Regions from separate parts of the Homo sapiens genome. Here regions 1 and 2 are each linked to region 3. Evidence: chromatin loops called from intact Hi-C (ENCODE). Cell type or tissue: PC-9. All regions are shown on one strand.

Region 1 (8,000 bases), 160 kb after region 3:
CCTGTAATCCATCCCAACAAATATTTCCCTTCTAAGTATAACCCCTGTGTTGACACCATGAATTCATTTTGTCTGTTCTTGAACTTTGTATAAATGAAATAATGGAGTATTGATGTGCACTTTTGGGTCTGGCTTTTTCATTCAGCATTTCTGCAAAATTTGTTCATATTAATTCACCTATCAGTCTTTTTGTGTACTTTTTGCTAAGTAATATTTTATTGTATGAATATATCACAAGTTATTTTTCCATTCACCTATTAATATTACACCTGTCTTGTTTCTGGGTTTTAGCCACTATGAATAAAACTGCTGTGAACCTTCTCATACATATTTGTAATTGTTTCTAGAGTTTTAATTCCACCTTTTTAAAACCTGAAAGATAATTTTTAAAACAATGATTTTCTGAACTATTTTATTGATGTCTGTCTACACAATTGTGTGTTGTGTCCCACACTGTTGTTTTGGGTTCACATTATTCTCTGCTGACGTGTCTCCTTTAATAGGGAATATTGGTGGCTGGTGCATTCCTGCTGTCTTAGTTTTGTCTTCCTTCTTGAATAATAACTTGAAAAATCATTTATATTACCCTCAACACTGTGAAGATACCACCTCATGGTCTTCTAGCTTCTGTTATTGCTGATGAGAAATATATGGGGCTGTTTAATTCCTATTCCCTTTTAGCTAATCTGACTGCTATTTCTCTCTGGTAGCTTCTAAGATTTTCTCTCTGGAATTTTTATTCAGCTGTTTCATTATGTTATTTCTAGGTGTGGTTTTATTTTTATTTAACCTTCTGGCATGGGGAGAATACTTTTGATCTAAGGACATATTTGTGGTGATGGAACATTCTCAGCCATCTTCTCCTCAAATATTTCTTGTTATTTCTTTTCACAATTCTCTTCATTATTCCCTTTATTGCCTGATAAAATTTCTATTAGGTATGTAAGTTCTTCATTTATTACTCTGTAGATCTTAAATATATATATATATTAAATAGTTTAATATTTTATTACTGCAATCATGTAGAATGAATTTATCTTTTGACTGTTGATTTTGTTGGATGCCTTTCTTAATTGTTTTTGTATGTTTTAGAATTTTGGCTTATTTCTCCCTCTCTCTCTCTCTCTCTCTCTCTCTCTCCCTCTCCCTCTCCCTCTCTCATTTCCCCTCACTCCCCTTTCACAGTTGACTTCACCACAGGCCCAGGTCTTGTATTGAGGACAAGGAAATACTGCCCCATAATGCTGTTGAGAATATTTAAGAGCAGTCAGGAAACCCTTTGTAGCTTGGCTTTATTGCAGCAAGTGTGTATGTGCTATTTATACTGGCCTATTTTTATATTTTTGTTTTGTTTTTATATTTTCATGTGTTTTTATATGTTTTTATGTTTTGTTATATTGCAGCAAAGAGGAGGACCTGAACTTCCAAGGCCAACTTGACTGGAAACCCTCTAGTCTTTAATCCATAGAAACCTGACTTCTGTGCCCCCCATGCCTAGAAAACTACTTTTAAAAAGAACATTAGTGGTCACCACGTTGGTAAAGTATTAATAAATAAACATGTTTTAGTTCTAATCATACTTGGCTTTTGGCATGCTTCCTGACTACACTGCATCCCCCCAAATGCTCTGTTATCTTGGCTCCCACAATAGCACACACTTTTTATTTTTAAAAGGTTGTAAAATACACAAAACATAAAACTTATTATCATAACCATCTTTAAGTGCACAGACCAGTGGCATTCCGTACATCCCCACTGCTGTGTGGCCATAACCCATCACCACCATGTGTCTCCAGAACTCTTTTTATCTTGCAAAATTGAAACTCAATACCTGTTAAACCACAATTCCCCATTCCCTGCTGCCCCCTGCCTCTGGCAGCCACCATTCTACTTTCTGTTTCTTTTTTCCAAGACTGGGTCTCCCTCTGTTGCTCATGCTGAAGTGCAGTGGTGTGATCACAGCTCACTGCAACCTCGAACAATCCTCCTGCCTCAAGCAATCCTTCTGCCTCAGCTTCCTGAGTAGCTGAGACTACAGGCATGCACTACTACACCTGGCTAAGGTTTTTAGTTTTTTTTTTTTGGCAGAGATGGGGGTCTCACTATGTTGCCTAGGCTGGTCTTGAACTCTTGGCCTCAAGTGATTCTCAACCTTGATCTCCCAAAGTGCTGGGATTACAGGCATGAGCCACCGCAACTGGTGTCTACTTTCTGTGAGTTTGACTATTCTAGATGTCTCCTATGAGTGGACTTATACAGTATTTGTCCTTTTGTGACTGGCTTTTCACTTAGTGTAATGTCCTCAAGGCTCACCTGTGTGATAACACATCTTTCTACTGACTTCTTTCCAGTCCCCCTGCTGACTTCTTTCTAGTCCCCTCTTTGTTCATCCATGTCTTCATATTGGTCTTCCTCAGCGTTCCCTCCCGGACCCTGTTCTGTCTTCATCATCCCTACCCCTGGGTAATCTTCACTCTCATGGTGTCAGTTACCATCTCCATGGAGGGAATGGGCCTGTGTTTCTAGCCCAGACCTCTCCCCTAGCTCCAAGCTTTGCATCTCCAATTGTCTGTAGGACACTTTTTCTTGAATGGTTTGTAGGCACCTCCAGATCAGCATGTCCCAAGTTCAATTCCTCATATCTTTTTTCCCCCATAAATAAACTACTCCTTCTCTAGGTTTCCTATCTCATTAATTGACACCACCATCTACTCCAACCCAATCTACAAATAAAGATGTCATCTGTGACTCCTTTCTGCCTCCCTTCCCATCCCCTCCAGAGTAAGCCAGTCAATTCCCATTTCATAAACATCCCTGCATCTAACCCATTCTCTCCAAATCTATTGCATATAACCTACAACAGACTACCACTTTTCTAGCCTGAAAAACAGCCTTCCACCTGGCTTCTGTGCCTCCAAATCTTACGCCTCCCTAATTTATTCTCCAAACTGATACTTCTCAAATGCAAATCTGTAATTCTTTTCTGCTTAAAACCTTCAGTGGCTTCTCATTGCCTTTGACAAAATAGCCAAACTTCTCGGCCTGGCTCCTCTCGGCCAACCACGAACCCATCTGCAATTCGTGTTCCAAAAATGAAACACCCTAAAACAATGAAGTCCACTATTTCTTTCCGGGGTCAAGAGAAGAGCTTAGAAGACAAATTCTAGGAGATGATGCCCTCATTCCTTTAGGAAGGCAAACAATTGGATGATAACTAATTAGCATACATGTACTGGTAAAGTCAGCACGTGACCTGGTGAGCTGGCACCAAGATGAGCTGGTGAGCTGGCACCACGGGGCCTGTGGTGCCTTACACATGAACACGCAGCCTGACAGGAGCTGCAGTCTTAGGTATGATGTGAGAAGGATTGCCCCCTTCTGGCTGTGATTCTGAATGTCCCTGAGTTTTTCTGTTCCCTAGCATGATTAACTCACTGGGACATCTTTATTAGAGCTGGATCCATGGTTACAGTTTATAAAGCAATGAGAACAAATTTGAAATATTAATAATGTCCATTCCAGGAAAAAAAAATTAACCACTTTAAGAATCGGAGGGGGAGGGAAGTAATTTTCTACCTCATTGCATGGGTTTGGAGTATAGCTGAGAGCTATTTGGTATGAATACAAGGGGAAGGTTTGTGGAAGATATTTCAGAATGATTCGATGATGAGGCAGCCTGGCTGAGGCTCTGGAGAGCTGGTTTAAAGATGAAAACAAAATGAAAAAAGAAAAATTATTTTTACATAATCTTTTTTTAAAATGGGGATTTTAAAACAGCAAAGTTTTGGGGTGTTTTTTGTTTGTTTGTTTTGTTTTGCCTGGTTTTAGGTTACCTATTCCTTTTAGAAGCTGTAGAAAGATTTTTACCCTGGAGAGGCTCAAATGCAAAGCTAGATCAAATTTTCTATAATTTCGAGGTATCTGTGGCGTCTTTGGAGCTGTTTTATAAATTCACAGGACTCATGAGCTTCAGGTTAAGAACCTCTGTCTGGGAGTTCAGTGAGAAATAAAAGGATGGAGTCTATTTGGGGAGGATCATAAACACTTTTTTTTTTCTTTCAAAGACAGGGTCTTTCTCTGTTGCCCAGGCTGGAGTGCAGTGGCATGATCATAGTTCACTGTAGCCTCACCTCCTGAGCTCAAGTGAGTCTCCTGCCTCAGCCTCCCAAGTAGTTAGATTACATGCATACACCACCATGCCTAGCTAATTATTTTTAATTTTTTTTGTAGATATAGGGTCTCACTATATTGCCCAGGCTGGTCTCAAACTCCTGGGCTCAAGTGGTCCTCCTGCCTTGGCCTCCCAAGCTGCTGGGATTATAGGCATGAGCCACCGTGCCTGGCCCATAAACACTTTTTAAGAGTAAAGCTAAGCCAAACAACCGAGAAAGGACACAAACATGAATTTTTAATGTAGGGATTGCAGCCAAGAGGACAATAGCAGCTGTCCCAGAGTGTCATGAAGATGTTTGCAGAGTATCTCCCAAATGGGAGGCTGATTATATTTAAATTACAAAGGTTTTGCTCTTTTTGGTTAAAAAAACTTCATGCCTTGAATTTGGTTACCAGCTCAGAAAGGTAGGATGAGCTGGGGTGGGAAATGAAACATTGAGAAGTTTGGCCGAGCACGGTGGCTCACACCTGTAATCCCAACGCTTTGGGAGGCCAATGTGGGCAGATCGCCTGACCTCAGGAGTTCAAGATCAGCCTGGCCAACATGGAAAAGCCCCGTCTCTACTAAAAACACAAAAATTAGCCAGGTGTGGTGGCACATGCCTGTAGTCCCAGCTACTCAGAAGGCTGAGGCAGGAGAATCACTTTAATCCAGGAGGCAGAGGTTGCAGTGAGCTGAGATAACGCCACTGCATCCCAGCCTAGGCGACAGAGCAAGACTGTATCTCAAAAAAAAGAAAGAAAGAGAGAAAGAAAGAAAGAGAGCAAGATTGAGAAGTTAAATTCAACTATTCTTACAGGAAAAGTCCAACACTTCCATTTACTTATGGTTGTTGTAATGAAGTGTTGTAATGAAGACAGGACCACATTTGACAATAGATCCTAATATAATTAGGACTTCAATTAAGTAATGAAATGATTACCATTGCCTGGGGCACTTATGCTGGACAGAAAGATGATGCTGCATTGAAACATAATATGGGACAAAAAGAATTCTGGAAAATGTGACCTTCGGGTTTGACATATTTTGACATGCTTACCTTACAAAATTATTTTTCATGAATATTGATAAAATATTCACACCTCCTTTGTGGAAAAAGTCACTGCGATGAGCTTTCATGTGTGCAGTGTTCTTTAGCTAGGGGCATCAGCACACTTTTAGAGTCTAAGGGTTTTTCTTATCTTTCTTGCACCACGATTTCTGCATTTGTAAAAGAGGAACTCATAGAAGCTCAGGTTTGTAGGCAGCCTTGAAAAGTCACCTAATCAGTCTTTAGGCAAGTTCCCCGCAGAAGCAACTCTGACATCCTTGGATGATGCACCCAATCTCAATCAATCCACTGAGATTCTAGAACTGGAGATGTCCACTCTTAATATTGACTCAGGGTCTTCAAAAGATGTGCCAGTGCCCATAAGCTCTGTCCATGGGCGTCATTCTGATCTAACTGCTGCCTCACCTACTGCTTGTCTTCTCTTTGTGACTCCAGACTGAACTGTGATACTGGCCCTTGCACTTGACCTCCCCGAATACCAGCCCCTCTCCTTGTGTTATCTGGTGTCCTAATCAGGCCTTGACTATGAAACTCTTCTTGCCCACCAGTATCCCTTCAGCCCTTGCCATCTCAGTGCCCACCAGCCTGGCTTCCAGTTGCCAGCCCCTGCCTCTTTGCCTGGGATGTCCTCTGGCTGTCAGAGCCTGCTGTGCTCCAGCCTACATGGCACAAGTGCCAAGGAATCAATCACCCCAAGGAATCAATTAATCCCAGAGCACTGACGGGAGTGGTTGATAATTACCCCAGCCTCCTTACCTTTCCCAGGGAACCACTGTTAGGCACATGCTCTGTACTGTTTCCCAGAGTTCTCCAGCAGTATTAAGCTCCACTGGTATATACACTGGTGTCTTTTTAAATAAACTCACCCCTTGTTGCCTGCCCTCTCTTCCCTGTCTTACTTCCACATCACCCAATCTGTGTTTCCTTGGCTCGCCTCCAAGGATCCAAGTTTATTGCAATATTGTTTGCATAACAATAAATGCAATAAACTATCGAAATAAACTTGCATTCAAACTCTTATCTCAGAATTTTTCTCTGGGAACAAAAACTAAGACAGGAATCTCAGACTTACCATATTCAAAACAATCCTGAGCCCTTCTTTGCCCCTCTATCTTCCTTCCGTTCCACACATACCCACACCCTAACTCTTTCTTTCCCAGTTTTCCCCATCTTAGCTAATGCTCCAGCCAGCTCCCCAGTTGGGCAGGCTACAAACCTAGGAGTCATCTTTAGTTCTCTTTCCCTCTCATATCCTACATTCGACCTATCAGCAAGTCCTATTGGCTCTATCCCCTAAGATAAATCCTGAATTCAGCCACTCCTCATCAGCTTCACCGCCATAACCCTCATCCAAGTTACTGTAGCCTCATACCCTGACTGCTACAACTGTGCCCTGCTGTCTCCCCGCTGTACACTCACCCCTATGGCCCACATACAGCAGCCAGGGCAATCTTTGAAAGTATAAATAAATCCTGTTACTCTTCTGCTTAAAACCCTCAAAAAACTCCCCACTGCTACTAGAATAAATACTGAACTCATGGACAATCAGCTCCTGCCTTCTCTTCGCTCCCTGTCTTTTGTGACATTCCTAGTGATGGATTTGTATTTTTTCTTCCCATTGCTTGCACATGCCAAGCTAACTCTTGTTGTACTGTTGGGGTTTAGAAAATGATACCCCAGGCCAGGTGCAGTGGCTCATGCCTGTAATCCCAGCACTTTGGGAGGCTGAGATGGGAGGATTGCTTGAGCCTGGGAATTTGAAGCTGCAGTGAGTTGTTATGGGGCCACTGCACTCCAGCCTGGGCAACAGAGCAAGACCCTCTTCCTAAATGAAAAAAAAAAAGAAAAAAATAGATACCCCAAAATGTGTCAAATATGCCACTTTGGACTTCAAATTGAGTGCATCTGGGAAGCAGCAAATATGGTGGGGAGAGGAGGGTCTCCCTAAAGTTCCCCTATCTACCTAAATGCCAGATCCTCCAGAAGATATCCAATTATTGGGAATTCCTTCCCCAGATATCTCATCAACCGGATATCTTTGCAGGAAGAAGGACTAGAGTAGACTCCATAGCCAGAGCCCACGCTATTGCCTATTATTCAAGCCCATTCATCTCCCCTAAAAATCATTTGCTCTTCCTCTAAAATTGCCTATATCCTCCCTTCCCTCTCCCCTATGAAGAAGATATTTAAACTTCAACCATCTGGCCATTCTTTGAGTTTCACACGTTGTGTGGCTTATGTGCACTTGCATGTTAATAAATTTGTATGCCTTTTCTCCTGTTCGTCTGTCTAAAATCAAGTCTATTTCAGAGAGCAAACCTTCAGAGGGTGGATAGAAAGTTCCTTTTGTCCCAACATAGGGCTTTTGTATTTGCTGTTTCCTCTACCTGGAATACTTTTCCTTTCTATGTTTGTGTTTCGTTGCTATGGTTGCTATATCACAGTGCTGAGATTCCTCTGCAGAAATGAAGAACTTGTTCCCCTAGGTGCTCAAAGTGTTGCCGGCAGATAGCCCTCAGCTGTGAGCCGCCTTCTGGCATTGCCTCTGCCAAAGAGAGATGCCCCTCCCAAGGTCATGCTTCCTTTTTGGAGGAGCCACCATCCAATGACTGATTATCTCATGAGCAGGTGCCTGTCCCCTTGCCCCAACTCAGGGCAACTCTAAAAAGCTATCTCAGCTCCAGAGCCCCCTGCGGGGTCGGCTGAGGCCTTCATAGCTCAGCTTCTCCCTCTGCCCAATGCCACTTCCTTCCTCTCCATTCCATGGGCGCTGAT
Region 2 (8,000 bases), 59 kb before region 3:
GTTTTGCTCTTTTTGCCCAGCCTGGAGTGCAATGGCGCGATCTTGGCTCACTGCAACCTCTGCCTCCTGGGTTCAAGCGGTTCTCCTGCCTCAGCCTCCCGAGTAGCTGGGATTACAGGCATGCACCACCACACCCGGCTAATTTTGTATTTTTAGTAGAGATGGGGTTTCACTATGTTGGCCAGGCTGGTCTCGAACTCCTGACCTCAGGTGATCCACCCGCCTAGGCCTCCCAAAGTGTTGGGATTACAGGCGTGAGCCACAGCACCCAACCAGGCATTTGTCATTTTTATACATATTTCCAAATAGCTAGAGGTTGTACCCACTTAATTGCCCTCCAATGATAGTTTAAGGGTAGCTGTGATAGAAACTGGTAGTATGTTCCTGCTTGTCTGTTTTTACACTTTATATAATATACATATATTTTAGGACATATTCATCAGTGTGGTCATTCATAGCTTCTCCAGTTTGGGGTTGATGAAATGAAACTGCTTTAAGCCTCTTTTTTAAAGACGTGTGGACACCGGGAGTTTTAAAGTGTTTCATACGGAACAGGTACCATTCCCTTTGAAATCTGTTTCTACTAATGGTGCTAATTCCAAGCTCCCTACCAAAAGCTTACAGGGAAGTGAGCTACAGTCTGGGGTAATCCAGCTCCCACGGTCCGATCACAATTAAGACCTCCCTGTCATTCCTGTGGCACTAAATGCTAACCAGGAACCTGTGCCCACTGTTCAGCTGCACATTTGCACCATACTGCTGCTACAAGTACAGTGCCTTGAGAGCAAGGACCATGACTAACGCCGTGCACGCCTGGTGCTGATGAAACTGTAAACAAATGGCCTAATTCACCCTCCCTCGCAGGGTTAGGTCCTGTTTGGGAAAAAGGGTGAGCAGCACTTAGGAGAACACTTTCTTTTCTTTTCTTTTTTTTTTTTGAGATGGAGTCTCGCTCTGTCGCCCAGGCTGGAGTGCAGTGGTGCCATCTCGGCTCCCTGCAAGCTCCACCTCCTGCGTTCACGCCATTCTCCTGCTTCAGCCTCCCAAGTAGCTGGGACTACAGGCGCCCGCCGCCATGCCCAGCTAATTTTTTGTATTTTTAGTAGAGACGGGGTTTCACCGTGTTAGCCAGGATGGTCTCGATCTCCTGACCACGTGATCCGCCTACCTCAGCCTCCCAAAGTGCTGGGATTACAAGCGTGAGCCACCACGCCCAGACAGGAGAACACTTTCTTAAACCCAAAAACCAAGACTTCATGAACAAACATTTCTGGACTACACTGTGTTAATCCTTTACAGAAACTTTATGAACTGATCGGTTTCTCTGGAAAACTTCTCCAAGCCACCACTCCAGGGATGGCTTAGGAGGTAGGATAATAATCCCTACCTCCTAAGATGACGGATGCTAGTGCCCGGCATGATTGACTCCAGGTGCCCAGCAAGGCCTCTCGGTAATCTCAGCAGCACCTCCAGTGAGGCTCATCAAAACCATCTCTGCTCCATTTCAAAACCACACCAAGCAGGCTGCTGGTGGAAACCAAGAGCAGGAGAGGAGGGTAGAGAATCCCATGACTTCAGAACGTTTCTCCTACAAGACGTGACCCCACAACATGGCAATTCCTAAAAGAATGGTGACACTAAAGCCAGACACCCCTACCAGGACACCCTCATTCCCTCCTACCAACAGATTACATCCTTAAGGCCACAAAACACAAGCCCACTTCCTTTAAGTAATGGGGCGCGATCTCGGGTCACTGCAACCTCCACCTCCCAGGTTCTCGCCATTCTCCTGCCTCAGCCTCCTGAGTAGCTGGGACTACAGGCACCCGCCACCACGCCTGGCTAATTTTCTCTATTTTTAGTAGAGACGGGGTTTCACCATGTTAGCCAGGATGGCCTTGATCTCCTGACCTCATGATCCGCCCGCCTTGGCCTCCCAAAGTGCTGGGATTACAGGCGTGAGCCACCATGCCTGGCCTTAGAAGTCTTAACAGCGGAAGTTAAAATAAACAAAATAGGCTGTAAATAGGAAAGAGGGTAGAAGTTAAACAAAAATAATTCAAAATTAATCATGTTTCCACCTGCAATGTTCAGGATAACAAAAAGTCTTTTTTGCAAACTTACGGTGAACCAAGTAAAAACTTGGGTAACTGAAATCCGATGAAGCGATCTGAAATGACACCCACAAGTGCACGAAAAAGCTATTTACAGGCCCATGCGTGCAGCATGGAGCTTCGAAGTGAATACTCAATCAACTCGGTAAGATGCAACATGAAAAGCTATCTCCAAGGAGGGGGGTGCTGCAGGTGAGCAGCTGGCTCAGAGCCCAGGTGAAGAGTGTTTGTTCTACCTAGCCAGAGGGCAGGTTGAAAGAGGACATGGCCTATTAATGTGCAGCTCAAGAAACACTTTAAGAACCGGCACAAATGCCACTCTCTGGGCAAATGTTTGTAGCAAGGACAGCTGGCAGGGTACAGGTAACCGTCTACTCCTGTGTTGTGCCAAACCCGTATTAACTTCAACAGGGACAGCACCAAGTTGAAGAAGCCAAAGAAGAGACCCAGAGCTAACAAACAAGGCACAGGGTTTATTTGGAGGAACTTATTTATAGGGTGGCCCAGTGGCTCTGGGCTGGACAGCAGAACTTCAACTGCTTGTAAAAAGCATGCAGCTTATACAGCACCTTCACTTAGCACCCTCCTCCCAGCAACCTCCATGTGGCAACCCTCATTTCTTCAGTGACTGCTGTCCGGTGTGTCTGCCATAAGGGCCATTCTCAGGGTGTGCTGAAGTTACTGCTGTCAGACACTTCTCCCATACAACCTGAAGCATTATTCTTATGGGAAGATGTGGTCCCAGTGACAACCCAGGTTACCAGGAAGAAGCCTCCTCAGGCCAGGTCTCCTATGACAGGGGACCCAGCAGTGAGGGAGGAGAGGGAGTATCTTTCAAGGTACCTTCCTCTGCAGTTGGCCAAACACTTAAAATAAAGGAATGCAGAATTTAAGCTCTGAGCAGTCAGGACCTCCCTGCATAGTGCATAGAACACTACAGGGGCAGAAATATCTGAGAAACCAAGGCACAGGCCAGGCGCAGTGGCTCACGCCTGTAATCCCAGCACTTTGGGAGGCCAAGGTGGGTAGATCACTTGAGGACAGGAGTTTGAGACCACTCTGGGCAACATGGTGAAACTCCATCTCTACTAAAAATACAAAAATTAGCTGGGTGTGGTGGCAGGTGCCTGTAGTCCCAGCTACCTGGGAGGCTGAGGTTGCAGTGAACTGAGGTTGCGCCTCTGCACTCCAGCCTGGGAGACAGAGGAAGATTCCATCTCAAAAAAAAAAAAAAAAAAAAAAGGTATCAATGCTCAGGTCACCACAGAGAGCTGCAGGAACTGTCCTAACAGCCCAGAGAATAAATCTTAATGTCTGCAACTGCAAAGAAAATAAACTTTATTTTAACATCATCTCAACTGACACTTTTTTCTCCCTAAATGCCTCCCTCATTTTCTGTCCCACTGAAGACATGCATGGTTTTTGTTGGTATTTGTAACATTAAGAGATGTTAAAGGAAAGGAAGGACTTTATTACAAAATGAGCAGATGCATTCACCCCCCGCCCCGCATTTTCCTCTGTGGGTGTTTTCAGCACCCCCTACTCTGTTTTCAGTTCTTTGCTATGCATATCCACTTAGGCAATCTGCCCAGGTTTCTTGCACCAAGACTTAATGGACTCTTTCCCCTGCCCCTGGTAGAATTTTTATCAAAAACAAAACTCAAGCATCCAGAGAGAAAATCACCCAACCTTGCATTTTAAAAAATTTAAATTAAAAATTGTTGCTGCCATGGTTGAGGGTCACAATCATCAGTCTGAAAAACAATGTCATCTACAAAGTTAGCTATAGGGAAGGGATAACAATACAAAAAAAAAATGTGTTAAAGACCTCTCTAGCCTCTTCTGAGTCTCTTTCACATCACAGATTGTTCCATTAACTTTTTGAAATACTAAAAACTCCTACAATCTCAGAACCCTATGAAAGGGGAAATTTCTTTTTATTCCAAAGCCAAATACAAATACTTTTGAGATGAACCTTAGCTGTTACCATAAACAGCATGGATATAGGCAACTATTTATATAACAATATTTTTCTATATGAGGAATTCCTTTCTTAGGCCACGACAGGAGGATCGCTTGAGGCCTTCAGGAGTTCAAGACCAGCCTGGGCAATATAGCGAGATCCCTGTATCTACAGAAAAATTGAAAAAAAAAATTAGCTGGGCATGGTTGCATGCACCATGGTCTAGCTATTTGGGAGTCTAACGTGGGAAGGTTGCCTGAGCCCAAGAGTTCAAGGCTGTAGTGAGCTACAGCCGCACCACTGCACTCCAGTCTTGGTGACACAGAGAGGCTCTGCTAATTAATTAATCCGTAGATAGACAAATTCCTTTCTTAAAGAAACCTGGAAGAGTGTTGAAGCTCTGATTCATAAACATTTAAAACTAAAAATGAATCCTAAACATTTTATCTCTGGGACCATATGAAATGAATACAGTACTCTTCATTTGAAGAATTTAATTTTTTCCCACTATTGGTTAATTATTCCTTTTTAGTGACTGGCATTTTATTTGGATAATTCTACAAGTTTAAGAAATTCTCTAACAGAAAAGAAAGAAATAAAGGGGAAATAAAGTTTAAGACTATGTATTATCTACTTTAAAACTAGCTATGTAAAAAGTAGAAATTACTTAAATAAAATCATTCTCTCCTCTGCATAAGTGTCACTATTCGAGAATGGCTTAAATACCTGCTGAAACACACAAAATGTGAATTAACGATGTCCTCTGAAAAAGAACTCCAATCGACTATTCGATTTGTGTTATCATTTTATTTGGCTAGAACAAAAATGCACCTGACAATATGGCCACCAGAGGGTGCTGTAACCCCCCCAATACACCTCGATAGACCAGAGAAGGAATAGACAGTTAAGAGGTCTTCAGGTGACAGAGGCTGTACACCTGCCTTCTAATGAACTTACATGGGCAGAGCCCCTCTGCAGGAGGCTTTCCTTAAACATAAAGGCATCAGTGCTAACTTTAATGTAGGGAGGACAGAAAAGCAATGTGATGGGCACTCACAGAGGACTTTTATATTATTAAAATTCAGAACCTGCATGTTTTAAAGAATGTCCTAAACCTACAGAATAAAATAAATGAGAAAATTAATGAAATGCAAGGGTAATGAAAATATGGACCTGAATAAGTCACCTGGAGAACAAGCACGAAAGGAGGAGAGATTCAGCCAAGGGGTGGGGAGGCAGAGCCAAGGAGGGGCAGAAGAACGGGCGCTGGAGTCGGCCAAGCACAGAAAGGGGGTAGGGAGCTGTCCTCAGCTCAACGCCCCTGGGCCGATGTGGGACTAGAGCAGGATGTGCAGGACTCGGTGCTGGCCCTTGCGGCGCTGAAGGCCTATCAGGGAGAATCTTAGCGCCATGTGCTAAGTGCCACCACAGAGACCTGCACAGGGCCAGGCACAGAGCCAAGGACTGTGCACCCGGGTCACACAGACAGATCAGCAGCACTGGCCTGAGAAAGGAGAGAGCAAGGCACTTGTGCAAAGAGGGAGAAGGGGGTGGTTCTGGGCACCGGCAAGGCACAGAGGAGGAAGAGCGCACCGCGGCTCGGAGAGGGATGCGTTGCAGGGCGTCACAAAGACCTCTGTGCCCCCGTTCACCCAGGGCAATGCACAGTCACCGAAGTGTTTGCCCAGGCAGGAACATGGTCTGTCTGTGTCTTAGAGATAGAATTCTATACCTAGGTGGAGGAATAGAGAGAATAGGGCAGATATGGACGCTGCTTGAGGAGTCCTCTACACCAACGGTCCCCAACTTTTTTGGCACCAGGGACTGGTTTTGTGGAAGACAATTTTTCTCCAGGCTGGTTTGGGGGTTGGAGGAGTGGGGTGGATGGTTTGGAGATGATTCAAGGGCATTACATTTATGGTGCACTTTATTTCTATTATTATTACATTGTAATAGATGATGAAATAATTATACAACTCTTCATAATATAGAATCAGTAGGAGCCCCGAGCTTGTTTTCCTGCAACTAGATGGTCCCATCTAGGGGTGATGGGGGACAGTGACGGATCATCAGGCGTTAGATTCTCATAAGGAGTGTGCAACCTAGATCCCTCACATGCAAAGTTCCACAATAGGGTTCATGGTCCTATGAGAATCTAATGCTGGTGGCTGATCCGAGAGGCAGCGGAGCTCAGGCAGCAATGCGAATGATGGGGAGCAGCTGTAAATAGAGGAAGTTTTGCCCGCCTACCCATGGCTCACCTCCTGCTGTGCGGCCCACTTCCTAACACGCCACAGGAGTTGGAGACCCCTGCTCTACACAAACACTGAAAGCCAGACACAGCAGCCGGAAGGATGAGAGAGTAAAGGACGACTCTTTGGTCCCTAGCTTGGATGACTGTACAGATGGCGAGGCCATCACGGAGACAGATGATTCCAGAGAAAGAACAGTTTCTGATATTTTGACATTCCAGGCCAAGAAACTATGTAAGGACAAACAAAAGATCCTGAATTATACGGCCCCACTAGTGGGTGAAGTCTCACTTCAAGAACATGATGGCTTGACTACATATGCAATAATAAGAGAAGATGAAATCACACTCCAGAGAGCCAGTACACCACCGTGGAAGAAAGATATTTGAAAATTTCTCTTTTGTTTTCCAGATTTGCTAAATAATGTTTAAAATCACCTAACCAAGTTAAAATCCCTGTTCTCAATGAACTCGCACGTGATTCAAGTCAGTGTCAGAGAGAGTGTTTTAATATACAACCAATACTATCATTTTCCTACTAGGAAAAAAAACAAAACTGCGATAAAGCTGTAAGACTAGCCTAGTTTGATTTTTCTACCAGCCACTCCCAAACTTGAAACGCAGTATTTCTTCCACATGTTTCTCTACTTTCCTACCATGAACGCCTAGTTTTAAGCATCTAAAAGTCACAGAAGCTTAAAACAATGATCAATCAGTTCTTCAATAGGAGACACACAATAACATGCCTATAACAATGACGGATAAAAATGCGAACAACCCTTGAAGTGTATTTACTACACATTCCTATGCCAGAAGGAACGTTAGCACACATTCATTAAGAATCCAGGCATATTTTCTATCCCTTGTGTTGATATTATACAGTAGGAATGCCAATCCTTTTAATAATTTACGGAGGAGTTACACATTGCAGATTCCTTATTAAACATTACTTACACTAAGGTCATAAGTCCAACGAATATTCCGTAGCGAAAGTGGGCAATATTTTAATTGCAATACACTCATCTAAATTATGTCTGCATCTGTTTGTATGCATTTAATTCATCATTATTTTTCATGCATTTATTAACACAAAGCAGTGAGAGCGTTTTCTCTAAGGCAAAAACATTTCACAATTGCATTCATTTTTAGACCTTAAAATTTACAGTGGATATCCAAAAGCTTCATACGCTGTATTTTAAGCATGTTACCCTTGAATGGAAAAGAAAATAAATAAAAAGCTACTGCACTATCTAGGAACCCCATTCCCTGGCCCAGAAAGTCAATGCTAGCAGAATTAGTCTGTCATTGACCGACCAGCAGCAATATGAAAGAGTTTAATCTGGAAACCATGACAAAATAACACTGACACTCCCAGTTCTAAATATATATGTTGTAGAAAATCAATGGCTTATAACATCAGAGGTTGGCAGACTGCAGCCCGTGGACCATCAGCTCACACACATGCCCCTTTGTTTATGTATTGCCCAAGGCTGCTTTAGTGCTATGTCAGAGACCATCAGTCCTGCAAAGCCTCAACTACTTAGTATCTGGCTTTTTACAGGAAAATAAATAAAAAAGCTTGTTAGGCCCTGATTTAGATAACTACCTATAGCATGTAGGAAAGGTTTTATTTACCATTTAAGAATTTGCCAGTTCACTTAACTTATAAATA
Region 3 (8,000 bases):
ATTCCTGGGGGGTGCAATAGACACCTGCAAAGAAATAAGCTAATTTTATGTTTAGAAAGTGCTACAGAGGCAACAGAAAAGGGTAACCGACTGCTGGGGAGGATATGGAGAGACTGGAGCTCCCACTTGATGCTGGTGGGAATGCAAATGGTGCAGATGAAAAACAGGCCAGCAGCTTCTCAAATGCTTAAATGTAGAGTTACCGTAACTCCATGGTTATTCCATTCCTAAGTCTATGTCCACACAAAAACCTGCACACAAGTGTTCATGGCAGCATCATTCTACCAAAAAGTAGAAACAAACCAAATGCTCATGAATTGATGAATGGACTTTTTAAAAAAACAGGTGGTATATCCATACAATGGGCTATTATCTGCCATAAAAAGGAATGAAGTACTGATGCATGCTATCACACGGGATGGGCCGTGGAAACACGCCACGTGAAAGGGGTCCCAAGCAAAAGACCCCCTAGTATGATTCCGTTTATGCAAAATATTCAGAATCAGCACACCTACAGAGACAGAAAGATAGGGTTCTCCAGGGGCTCAGGGGAACAGGGAATCACAAAGTCATAGCTAAAGGATACAAGGTTTCTCTTTCAGCTGATGAAAATTTTCTAAAATTGGCTATGGTGATGTCTGCACATGTGTGTGAATATACTAAAAGCCACCGCATTGCATCACCCATTAAATGGGTGAATTGTAAGAGATGTGAATTTGATCTCAATAATGACTGGGGAGAAAGCTGCAGCTGGAGTGTTCAGGCCTCTCGGAGCAACGGTCCCCTTCAAGGCTAAAGGGAGTCAGCCCCGTGAGGATGCAGGCGAAGGGCGTTCTGACCAAAAGTAACAACAGCAGATGCCAACTTCCCCAGACTGGAACCCGTTTGGTGCGTGCGCCAGGCAGACGGATGCCCGGGTGGCGGGACCTGCCCTGTCCATGAGGTAGCCACAAACAGCTGCCAAGTACTGGAGATGTGGCTGGCTAAATTGAGAGGTGGTAGGTCAAACTTCCAAGACCCCGGATCAAAAGAAAAGACTGTTAAATACTTGATTAATCTTTGTGTGAATACTGATTACATGTTGAAATATTTTTGATATCATGAGTTAACTAAAATGCATTAAAATTCATTTCACCTGTTTTCTTTTTAATGTGACTACTAGAAAAGTTACCGTACATAGGTGGCTGGCATTTGCGGTCCAAATTATATTTCCTGGGCTGCATGAGGCACAGAGAAGAGAGTGGAGAGGCTGGCAGTGGGGTGGTGACTCGAGATCATATAAGGGCTCAGAGGCATGAGGCAAGAGTGAGCTTTAGTTCTAAATGTGATGGGCCACTGAGGACCTGATGTGATTTCATTTCTACCATGAACACATCGCTCTGACTATTCCAAAGACTGGAGGTGAACAAAGAAGGGGGTGGCCAGAGAGAATGACATGAAAGCCTGCCTCAACTGGTCAGATTCAGAAACACACACACACACACACACACACACACACCCTCCTGGTGGGGGGAAGAGGACAGTGTTACAGTTAAGAGCCCAGGCTTAGAAACACATTGCTTGGATTTAAATCTCAGCTGCAACACAGGAAATTTCTGTGAGCAAATTATTTAACTTCTCTGTGCCTGACCTTTCTCATTCACAAATAGGTTATTACAGGCCAGGCGCGATGCCTCACACCTCTAATCCCCACAATCTATAAGTCAAAGTGGGAGGATCGCTTGAGGCCATGAGTTCGAGACCAGCTTTGGCAACATCATGAAACCCCATCTCTCAAAATGTTTTTTAATAAATTAGCTGGTGGCAAGCACCTGTAGTCCCAGCTACTCAAAAGGGTGAGGTGGGAGGACTGCCTGAACCCAGGAGTCTGACGCTGCAGTGAGCTATGATTGGACCACTGCACTCCAGCTTGGGTGACAGTGTAAGACCCTGCCATTCATTCATCCACACATCCATCCATTAATTAATTAATTACATAGGTTTTAATAGCCTTCCTCATGCAGGTTAATACACTCTTCTTCAAATGCTTAGAATGGTGTCAGGCACATAGGAAGCACTCAATAAATGTTAGTGATTATTATTGAATAAAGTATGTGAGGGAAGATGATAAACTTGTTTTTTTACTGAGAAACCAGGTAAGAGCTGGTGCCGTTTAGTGACAGTGGGCAGGATGTGGTGGTGAAGGCAGATCTGGGCAGGAAGAGCAGCGGCTCCATGTGGGCCACGTTAAGGTTGAGAATCATCTTGGTCCTCAAGTGGGAATGCCAGACAGAGAGGTGACTCTCTAAAGATGGAGCACAGAGGTGAGGAGGCTGGGCTGGCAGCCTCAAGGTGAGATTCCACTTACAGAGAGTGTTGGAAGGTTTGGGATGGATGGAGACAGAGCACAGAAGGCACTTGGAGCAGCACTTGGAGGCGGAGAAGCAGAGGAGTAGCCAGAGGGAGACCAAGGAGGAGCCATCGAGGAGGCCGGGGAGGAACAGACAACATGCCACACAGAAATCGGGCTTAGTGGAGTCAATGCTCTCAAAGGCACCGCAGGCGGAGGAAGATGAGGGCAGGCCATGCACGAGTCTGACCAGATGTGGTCCCTCACAGGCTCACCCAGGACAGCACAGCTGGCACTGACATCCGGCCTCCCACCCGGGGAACACCCTCTGGCACTCTCAGAAGGGACAGCTTGTCACCCGGTCATTGGAGAAGGAATGGACACAGTTACTAGACTGGAAGGGGCAATCGGAAGGCAGGCGCTGGAGAGGGCAGGATATAGTCTCTACAGGTCACTTCTTTCTACGGAGTGAGGCACAACAGGGGCAGTGGCCAAGAGGGACGTGGCACTGGTAAGGACATTTTTAAAGAGAAACGTCATAAGGCCTGTTTTTACGCTATTTGGAAGGATGCGGAAGAAAGGAAGAAACGAATAATGCAGGAGGAAAAAGGGTTAACTGCAGGAGTGACATCCTTGGGAAGCAGGAAGAAGATGCCTTGAGAGTGGCAAGGGGCCTGAGTGAGACAGGAGCTGGGGAAGCCTCCGCGGCAGCAGGTGGAAAGGTGGAGGCGAGACAGGGGGTCTCACTGACTGAACGGCTTCTTTCCTCAATGAGACAAGCAGCAAAGTCATCAGCTAGGAGAATGATGGGAGGTGTGGAGAACTGATGAGCAGAAGGTATGAAAGAGTTTTCTCTGAACCGATGAAACTGCTGCAAAAGTGTAATAAGATTCCTGATACAATGAGTGATGACAGCCGATCTGAAGAGATGCAAGTCCAGTTGGCAGTTTTGGAATAATTGTGAAAGTGGGTTTAACCAGGGTGGGGTGTCCAACCGGGGCGGGGGTCTCCTCAGGGAGTACAAAGCAGTTTGGCTGTTTACAGGAAGGGACCATGAGGTTCAGGCTACAGCAAAGTCCCCTGAGGGCACCGGAAAGGGGGTGAAAAGGTGGTGGGTCCACAGATTGGCAAAGCCCGGGATTTCCAAGACGATTTCAAGTGGGAAGGCTGGGAACGGAAGATCGCAGAGTGGGGTGCCTGAGATCAGGGTTCTAGAGGCTAACCTGGACGAGATCTAAAAAGGGTCACTAAAATGAGGTACAGAAAGGCAGCTGGACCAGAAGAAGTCAAGAATGGACAGGCCAGGTTGCTGGGTGGATACTCTGTGAAGAGACCAGCAGGGTTGGCGGTGTCTTCAAGGGCCAGCCAGGCTTCCATTAGAAAGAGAAGGTGCGGGAACATTCAGAGGTGGTGGAGGATGTAAGGATGCTGCCATGACAGGGAACCCAAAAGGCACAGAGGCAAGAACAGTATAACAGATATAAACAGTCAGTGGGGCCAGGTGCAGTGGCTCACACCTGTAATCCCAGCACTCTGGGGGGCTGAAGTGGGTGGATCACTTGAGGTCAGGAGTTCGAGACTAGCCTGGCCATCATGGTGAAACTCCATCTCTGCTAAAAATACAAAAATGAGCCAGGCGTGGTGGCACACACCTGTAATCCCTACTCAGGGGGCTGAGGCAGGAGAATTGCTTGAACTTGGGAGGCAGACACTGCAGTGAGCCGAGATCATGCCATTGCACTCCAGTCTGGGCAACAGAGCAAGACTCTGTCTCAAAAAAAAAAGAAAAAGAAAAAAGAAAAAAAATCCATCAGTGGGATGGGTGGACACCACTTGACAACTGCTTTGAAAGCAAACAATAAATCAGCCAGGTATAGCAGCCTCATTAACTCAGCAGTATCTAAATACACATCATGTGAAAAGTTACCACAAATTTTAAGTCTCTTAAAAAGGGCAAGTTGGAGGTAGCAAGGCAAACACCACTCCAGGGCTCACTAGACTTTTATATTTTATTTTATTTTATTTTATTTTAGACAGAATTTTGCTCTTGTTGCCCAGGCTGGAGTGCAATGGCGCAATTTCGGCTCACTGGAACCTCCTCCTGGGTTCAAGCTATTCTCCTGCCTCAGCCTCCTGAGTAGCTGGAATTACAGGCGCCCGCCACCACACCCGGCTAATTTTTGTATTTTTAGTAGAGACGGGGTTTCACCGTGTTGGCCAGACTGGTCTCGAACTCCTGACCTCAGGTGATCCACCCGCCTTGGCCTCCCAAAGTGCTGGGATTACAGGCGTGAGCCACAGCACCCGGCCTAGATTGAGTTTTAGACACTTGTCAGCAACTAAACACTGCCAACCCTGCCATCAGGTTGTGGGCACAAAACCATCACTTCCACCCCAGCCCTAGGGCTGAATGGCAGCTGTAAGCCAAAGGGCTACCACTAGAGGGCGACACAGCCCAAAGACTTGAGCAACTCCCAGGCACTGATTTTAATAAAACAAAGCTCTGAGCAGAACGAGTTGAAATTTCTCAAGTTCAAAAACCTAGTTTATTTTTTAAATGAAACAATACTATAAAAACATAGAAAAAACACATATATGGGTGTGCAGAGAAAAAGGTCTCAAAGGCTTCACACCAACCTGGTAACAGGGAAAATAAGACATGGGAAGGGAATGGGGCAAGGCAGAGAAATGGCAGACCTCCACTTTTTAGCCTAAAGGCTATGCTGAGTATTTTTCAAGATTGCATTCATATATTATTGGGATAATTTTAAAATACATTACAAATCAGAAAATATAATAAACATAGAAAACATATAGTTGGCCAGGTGTGGTGGCTCATGCCTGCAATCCCAGCACTTTCGAAAGCCAACACAGGATGATGACTTGAGCCCAGGAGTTTGAGACCAGCCTGGGCAACACAGTGAGACCTCATCTCTACAAAAAAAATTTTTGTTAATTAGCCAGCTGTAGTGGAACTCGCCTGTGGTTCTAACTACTTGGGCAGTTGAAGTGGAAGGAGCGCTTGAGCCTGCAGTGAGCCAGGGCCACACCACTGCTCCAGCCTGGGTGATAGAGAGACCCTGTCAAAAAAAAAAAGAATGAAAGAAAAGAAAGAAAGATTAACAACTGAACAAAACTTGCTACAGACAGAATCTCCAAACCAGCAGCATTCAGAAGGGTTCTAAAATCTATCTCACTGAATTCTGTAGGTAGTTCCTGAGGAAAACCGGGCCCCCAAAGAGTAATTTGCTCCAACAGGGGCCAAAGTTAAAATAACAGCCCACTCTCATCCAAGATCCTAATAACACACGTGAGAATCCTTTCTCTGTTGTGTCCTCTACTAAAATGCTAGCAGTTATGGTTTGGTCATCAATTCTCTATCTTACTAATATCATTCTACACTCTGTTCTCCCCACCAAAAAAAAGAGAAGACACTTTTACTTAGATCACATTGCTGAAATGGCATGTCTTCCTTTGGCTAAATTAAATTTTAACAAATATCTGTTGAAACTTTCATCACTTGATAGAAAAACATCACTTAATTATTATAAATCTAAAAACCTACCTAAGTCCATATCTTCAAATTATCTGCAATGTATAAAAACAGTCCAAGCAGAATATGGTAATAGTCACCTGAGTACATAAAGATACCAGTGGGGATGGGGGAGTGAGGGGGGGATTACATCTGTTGGACTAAAGAAAATTTTCCTGAATTTGAAGGTAGAAAGGGACTTTTTTTCTTTTTTTTGAGATGGAGTCTTGCTCTGTCACCCAGGTTGGAGTGCAGTGGCGTGATCTCGGCTCACCGCAAGCTCCGCCTCCCAGGTTCATGCCATTCTCCTGCCTCAACCTCCCGAGTAGCTGGGACTACAGGCTCCCGCCACCACGCCTGGCTAATTTTTTTGTATTTTTAGTAGAGACGGGGTTTCACTGTGTTAGCCAGGATGGTCTCGATCTCCTGACCTCGTGATCCGCCCGCCTCAGCCTCCCAACGTGCTGGGATTACAGGCGCGAGCCACCACGCCCGGCCGTGGCATTTTTTAAAGGGTGAACATTTGCTGCATACTCATTATGAGCTGGGCATTGTACTGATAGTATTTTATGTTTTGTTACCTCATTCCATCCTCACAAATCCCAGTGAGGTAACTGTAATTAACCTCATCGTAGAGGGAGGGAGAATACAATTGGCCAATGAATAGCAGAACCAGGACTCAAACTTAGGACTGCCTAATCCACACCTGCTCTTGGCTGACATCAGAAGGCCTTGTCTTTACTCCTCCTGGTGTGTTTCATTTCACCCCCTGCCTCTCTCCATCCTTGCTGTCTGGCCTCGACAGGGATTTCTGCCTTTCTATTTGGGCAGTCCAATCTGGCTGACGTCAAGGCAGCCAGAGAGGTTTCATGGGTTCTGAAGAGAGCAAGCAAGAAGGGATCCAGAGACTGGAGAGGCCGATCCTGGCAAGGAGACTTCTTCCTTAAAGGATCAACAGGCAGAGGGAAGATCTTCAAAGACGATTAAGGAAAATTATCAGATGGCTTGCTCCACAATGCGATGTGTGCCAATCTGCTGCAGAGGGAGATTAAAGGGGGCCTGGGGAGCCAGGTAAGAACAGGCCGTGGTGCTTGACCCTGGCTGCTATGAGAACCACCCGGGCAGCTTCTAAGCAAACCGCCAATGTCCAGGCCTGCCAGCCCCCGACCAATGAAGTCAGCATTTCTGGGTGTGAACCCCAGGGCATGGGGGCAGAGGTAGGGTTTTAAACCTCCCCCAGGTGATTCTGATGTGCAGCCAAAATTGAAAACCACTGGGCCAAACCAATAGCTAGGCGAACTGGACAGTTACACAGGGTCCAGCAGGGGCTGCAAACTCTCAGTCGTCCAGTCCCAGCTGGCTGAATCCACTTGTTATAAAGCTACACCGCTTAGCTTGGTGACATTCACCAGCAATTTCTGCGGCTAGGAACAGAGAGAACACACCAGGGCCATCCGGGACAGCAGGTCAGTGGATCGGGGTAAAGGTGTGTAGTGTGACTGCAAAGACACTGTGGCAGCTGCTGATGAAGGAGTCCAGGCTGATAAGCGATTCCAGAACACAAATGCCAGAAAGAGAGACTCCAGGGAGGCCCAGAAACCAGGCTGGGGGCAGAAAAGGACCTCAGAATAGCCTGGGTACCTTTTTCAACACAAATGTATACAGGTGCCCACACCTCCCCCACCTCCCCCATTGCTCTGGCCCTTAGGAAAGTGAGCAGGCAACTGGACTTTGGCAAAGCCCTCCCAGGCTTCCACTCTCCATGGCCCATGAGAATGACTGGAACAGAAGGGAAAGATGGGGACAAAGGGAAGGTGGGGCATGAGGGGTAAGGTTGGAGAGGGCAGACTGCAGAGCCTGAGAGCTTAGAGGTGAAGTGTTTTCAATGAAGACTGGCTTGGATTAAAGAGAAGGAAACATTATTGGATTTACTTCGCTGACAAAAGATGAGGACAGTGTATTAGCAAGCACAGCCACAGGGCTATCAAGAGCCTTTGGGATGACCCCGGGCCTGGGTAACAACAAAATCCAAGACCCAGAAAGGTAGTAGCAGGTGGTGTGAGCTGAGGTTAGGACCTTCAAGAGAAACCCAGTTCCGCTTGGGGGGCTGAAGAGGATCTGGAATCAGCGCCCACCCAG

The links. Peaks named below come from ENCODE experiments on the same cell type or tissue, not always from the same donor. Only the 100,000 strongest peaks of a DNase experiment are listed, where the experiment ranks them.
Region 1: a loop joins it to region 3, with 14 times the contacts of the local background. A loop is called at or near these places in 24 of 110 quality-filtered maps.
Region 2: it touches region 3 in a loop (10-fold over the local background); 14 of 110 quality-filtered maps call a loop at or near these places.

What each region holds. Positions count from the first base shown.
Region 1 is chr18:57,954,810-57,962,809 of GRCh38, reverse strand. LINC01897 (long intergenic non-protein coding RNA 1897) reads left to right here and starts at 1,183. Exons shown (of 2, transcript XR_007066389.1): 1 at 1,183-1,308; 2 at 1,404-1,574. In PC-9, CTCF peaks have their summits at 3,196 and 3,397 (motif pointing left); no DNase peak of the experiment used is centred here.
Region 2 is chr18:58,177,866-58,185,865 of GRCh38, reverse strand. All of the region lies in intron 2 of NEDD4L (NEDD4 like E3 ubiquitin protein ligase), which reads right to left. Among named protein-coding and RNA genes, the nearest start is that of NEDD4L, 140 kb to the right of the region's middle. In PC-9, CTCF peaks have their summits at 4,713 and 4,916 (motif pointing right); DNase peaks (open chromatin) are centred at 804 and 4,955; H3K27ac peaks cover 2,123 bases.
Region 3 is chr18:58,118,857-58,126,856 of GRCh38, reverse strand. All of the region lies in intron 1 of NEDD4L (NEDD4 like E3 ubiquitin protein ligase), which reads right to left. Among named protein-coding and RNA genes, the nearest start is that of NEDD4L, 79 kb to the right of the region's middle. RefSeq lists an enhancer at 419-918. In PC-9, a CTCF peak has its summit at 4,772 (motif pointing right); a DNase peak (open chromatin) is centred at 4,776; H3K27ac peaks cover 1,566 bases.